Regions from separate parts of the Homo sapiens genome. Here region 1 is linked to region 2. Evidence: chromatin loops called from intact Hi-C (ENCODE). Cell type or tissue: PC-9. All regions are shown on one strand.

Region 1 (2,500 bases), 500 kb before region 2:
AAGCCATCTATACCTTGTGAAATTTGTAATAGGCCAGGCAAGGGAGAAAGTAGCTTCCTATGAAAGATGCTTTAACTAAACTGAAAAATTCTGGCTTCAAAATGGCAATCTTCTCACTCATCTTTACAGTGGTATAGATATAGGCCCTGAGGGCTCTTTGTTTTTTATTCCCTCTTCATTAGTGAAAACTATCATATCACAGTTCTTAGCTATCATATTCATTACTGATTAATATTGCAAAGGATCTAATAACCCATTAGCACAGAGCCCAATAGGAATGGTGCCTGAAACCTGTACTTGGGGACAAAGGGCAGAAAGAGGAGCAAATGCTGCAGGCTGGGAAGCAACAAAGGTAAATGCTGCTTGGTTCACAGCTGCTTGGACCTGACACTACCAGGACAGTTGCCAGGATCCATAATGATTTAGTGCAGTTCTTACTCCTACTTCAGAGCCTATGTGAACAGACTATTAGAAGTCCTTTTGATTCTTTTTTTTTTTTTTTTGATACAGAGTTTCCCTCTTGTCACCTAGGCTGGAGTGCAAAGGCATGATCTCGGCTCAGTGCAACCTCTGCCTCCTGGGTTCAAGTTATTCTCCCATCTCAGCCTCCCAAGTAGCTGGGATTACAGGCATCTGCCATAATGCCCAACTAATTTTTGTATTTTTAGTAGAGACGGGGTTTCGCTGTGTTAGTCAGGCTGGTCTCAAACTCTTGACCTCAGGTGATCCACCCGCCTCGGCCTCTTAAAATGCTGGGATTACAGCCGTGAGCCACTTCTCCTGGCCGGAAGTCCCTTTGATTCTATCATCGAACTTTAAATATCACTTACTCTTTTACTGTTTGATCAGTGACAGGCTAAGACACTTTTGCTATCCTGTCCGCTACATGAAAGCTTTATTTTATGGGAGTAAAACTTGCTGACTTGTGCTTTCCATACTAGAAAGTGCAACTGTTTCACAGTAATAAAAATATTAATAATAGCTGCCATTTATTAAGCACTTGTTTGCTTATTATTTAATCTTAATCACCCCATGTGATAGATATTATTATCCTGGTTTTTTAGATAAATTCTAATTCCCAGAGAGGTAAAAACACAACCTGTCCAAGGACACATACCATTTCATAAGATATTTCTGGAGTGACTTCTCAGCGCCAGCGCTGTTTTAAGGGCATTATCTCATTTAATAACCACACTAATCGTCTCAGGCCATTTTAGGAATGGAGAAACAGAGGCTTAGGAAGGTTAAGTATGTTACTCTAGGTCACACACAGCTAGAAGGTGGTAGAACTGGATTTAAACACAGGCACACAAACTCCAAAAGCCTCTTCCGTGCCTTACTAATTGCTGTGTTAACCTTTAAGTAGCAAAGGTGAAATTCAAAACCAGCTCTGAGTGATTCACACAGGAGAGGCCCCCAGATGTGGTGACTAAGCAGTGATGTTTTGTAATCACTTGTGAGATATGTCACATCACTTGAATAATTAAAGCTAATCATTACAGCATGAAAGTTTATGATCTCATACTTTAAAGATCCTTAGAATGTATTGAAATTTTCCTATGTCATTTTACTTCATTCTAATGTATCTTCTTAATGTGGAAAAGGTGGAATAATTCCTGAATTTTGTACACTAGGAATCCAGAGAGAGAGAGCAGAGCAGAGAGGGTTTATCTATGCTCCACAATGTTAGAGTCTCACCAATGGTTGGTGGTTAGAATCAGGTAGAGTGGTGGTTCTCAAACTGTGGTCTCCAAATCACCTGGAAACTTAGAAAGGCAAATTGTCCAGTCCCACCACAGATCTACTGAATCAGAAACTCTAACAGTGGGGCTCAGTCATCTATGTTTTAATGAGCCCTCCAGCTGACTTTGATGCATGCTAAAATTTGAGAGCCAATGATCTAGAAGCATCTTCACTCACACATATGCATTATAGGGTGACTTAAAAGGAGGGGTCAGCTAGGGCTGTCAAGCAGAACACCTGTGCATGATCTCTATGCGGCTTAGGCTTCTCATAACATGGCACCTGGGATCCCAAAGGGAGTTTCTCGAAAGGAAGCATCCAGAGAGCAAGAATTTGAGAAGCAGGTGGAAATTGCATGGCCTTTTCCAACCTAGCCTCAGAAGTCACCCAGCATCACTTTCACTCTATTCTCTTGTTGAAGCAGTTACAAGCCTGCCCAAATTCATGAGGTAGAGACAAAGACCCCACCTCTGGACAGAAGTGCCAAAGAATTTGGAGCCATGTTTTAAAATCTCGAGAATCTGGCCTCTGGCCAGTCTCCCAGATGCAGACTCTGCTTATAGGCTCCCACAAAGTCTCATTGTATTTGGCATCGGGCTCAGACCCTAGACCCACAGGAATGTGATGTGAATAGTTAATATCGAATATGTTGTAGTGCAACATAGGTTGAGAACCATTTCTCTTAACCATTCCATTGTACTTCTCTTAAGAGGATTTTTTGAGAGCCTACTGACACATGTGATTAAAAATATATATA
Region 2 (2,500 bases):
CAAGGTCAGGAGATAGAGACCATCCTGGCTAACAGGGTGAAACCCCATCTCTATAAAAATACAAAAAATTAGCCAGGTGTGGTGGCGGGTGCCTGTAGTCCCAGCTACTGGGGAGGCTGAGGCAGGAGAAAGGTGTGAACCTGGGAGGTGGAGCTTGCAGTGAGCCAAGATCGTGCCACTGCACTCCAGCCTGGGCGACAAGGCAAGACTCCGTCTCAAAAAAAAAAAAAAAAAAAGAATCCCCATCCCAGAAGTATTTTCAATTTTAAAAAGTGTATAAAATGTATAAAAGGACAATACTTCATAGAAACTAAGGTCTCCCTCTGGATGGAATTTCAGTCCTATGACCCCCTGTGGACACGTCAATATAGTTTAGTGATAACATCTGTGAATCCACGTTGTGAAAATGATAGTACTTTCCTAAGGTTTTTCAGAGGATAAAATGAGTTATTGCTTTTATCAAGAAGTAGGAAGGATCTGAGATTTTAATCCCACTTGCAACCTCATAAGTTAGCCTGCCACAGTTACAGGACACTGGCAGAAGGCATGAGACTCTTGGATCAGAGACAAAGGACTTTGTTATTCACAGCAAAAGCAGAAGCCAGAGTATGAGCATTCTCTTGTACTAGTCCCCAAGTCCCAGTTCCCGCAGGGCAACACAAAAAGGCCAAGAAATACCTGTCCACATGATGGGCTCTGTTACAGAAGAATGCTGAACTTAGGAAAACTGAATATTTTGTAACAGGTGGTAACCATACTGTCCATTCCTCCAGAGTGAGATATTATGTTTATTGTACTGGACAGTAAGCATATACACTCCTAGCTCTGGAGGGAGACACTGTATCAATCTCACAAAGCTGTTTGGTGTACAAACATTTTGAAAAAAATAATCCAGAATAAAGACAGTCAATGCCTCTGCTGGAATCACTTGCAACAATGTGAGTGACCCATGGAGCATTGTCTCCCAACTTCAAAAGCATGTGTCACAATACCTGGCAGAGAGTAATGACTTGGTCTCTGTGATTATTACCATTATTAAGTCACAAAGATGATTCTACCTTAGTACCTGAAGGATGGTCTCATTCAGTTACAGTGAAAATGAAAGGCAAATACAAACAAGTCATCATGAATCATACATTTTAGGAATTGAAATAGATACTATTCATTCATGGGTACCCAAACAGAGTCAGAAGGCTTGAGAAGACAGTTTGTTTATTATGGTGCTGCTTCTGCAGTTCTGGCATACCCAGTGCTGTGCTGTTTCCTGGGAGAAAATAAATAAGCTGAGGCCACTGCCCCCATTCTTTGGAGAGTTTAATCTTTCCACTTTTGAGGTATTGCTCACTGATTCAGTATGCAGAGCCAGGACTTGCTTCTTTCTTGCAGAATGAATGTGCTGTGGTCTGTCTCCTTCTAAAAATAAACATGCACCCAGACATCTTGTCTTCAAAATGCCATTGGTTTTTCCCGTTAAGTTGAAATGACAGAGGATGATTTTGAATGGAAATGGAATCATCATCTCCACAACTTGGAAAGCTCTGAGAGACAAGTTTCTTCAGGATGGAGTGGAAGGTCATACTTGTTTGTCTTGGATGTTCCCTCTCTTCTGTCCCTTGAATAATCCTTTCCCCCAAAAAGAAGGCTGCTGTTCTCTTAACACTTGGCTTTCTTGTCTCCAGGGAAAAGTAATTCGTTTACACCAAATACATTTACCCCAAGTATCTCGGATATGTGGCAACTAATATGAGCTCAATAAAAAAATTTTTTAACCTTGTTACTGAGGGATCCCATATGTTCTCCCTCACAAGGAACATACGAATTTTTTTATTATTATTATTTTTTGAGATGGAGTCCTGCTCTGTCACCCAGGCTGGAGTGCAGTGGCACTATCTCGGCTCACTGCAACCTCTGCCTCCCAGGTTCAAGTGATTCTCCTGCCTCAGCCTCCTGAGTAGCTGGGAGTACAGGTGTGCACCACCACAACCAGCTAATTTTTGTATTTTTAGTAGAGACAGAGTTTCTCCGTGTTGGCCAGGCTGGTCTCGAACTCCTCATCTCAGGTGATCCGCCTGCCTTGGCTTCCCAAAGTGCTAGGATTACAGGCGTGAACCACTGCGCCTGGCTGGGAATATTTGAATTTTAATAAAAAATAGACCTGTTTAGACAAAAGAAGAGGATCGATGATCTAAAAGCGTGAATCTCTAACTGATGTTCTGATACTAGTGAGAAAGGTAATTTGGGGCAGGGTGGGGGTGGGTTTGTATTTCTGCTTCAATTCCTGAGGCAATAATGACTGCCCCGTTTATATCAGAAGATCATTTAGAGCAGCTGCTTCTCAAATGCAAAGTGTGCAAAGTGCATATGAATCACTTGGGGATCTTACAAGATGCACATTCTGATTCAGCAGGTCTGGGTGGGGCCTGCATTTTTGTGTTTCCATCAAGCTCTCATGGTCTCAAGGCTGGTGGTCCACCGACCAGAGTTTGAGCATCAGGGATGG

The links. Hi-C counts contacts between places; a loop is a spot of excess contacts. Peaks named below come from ENCODE experiments on the same cell type or tissue, not always from the same donor. Only the 100,000 strongest peaks of a DNase experiment are listed, where the experiment ranks them.
Region 1: it touches region 2 in a loop (7-fold over the local background); 2 of 110 quality-filtered maps call a loop at or near these places.

The regions. Positions count from the first base shown.
Region 1 is chr13:34,862,728-34,865,227 of GRCh38, reverse strand. No RefSeq gene overlaps it. Among named protein-coding and RNA genes, the nearest start is that of NBEA, 78 kb to the left of the region's middle. In PC-9, no CTCF peak of the experiment used is centred here; a DNase peak (open chromatin) is centred at 1,377; H3K4me3 peaks cover 252 bases; H3K27ac peaks cover 2,297 bases.
Region 2 is chr13:34,358,026-34,360,525 of GRCh38, reverse strand. The region is part of intron 1 of LINC02343 (long intergenic non-protein coding RNA 2343); the gene reads right to left. Among named protein-coding and RNA genes, the nearest start is that of LINC02343, 11 kb to the right of the region's middle. In PC-9, no CTCF peak of the experiment used is centred here; a DNase peak (open chromatin) is centred at 1,155; H3K27ac peaks cover 2,500 bases.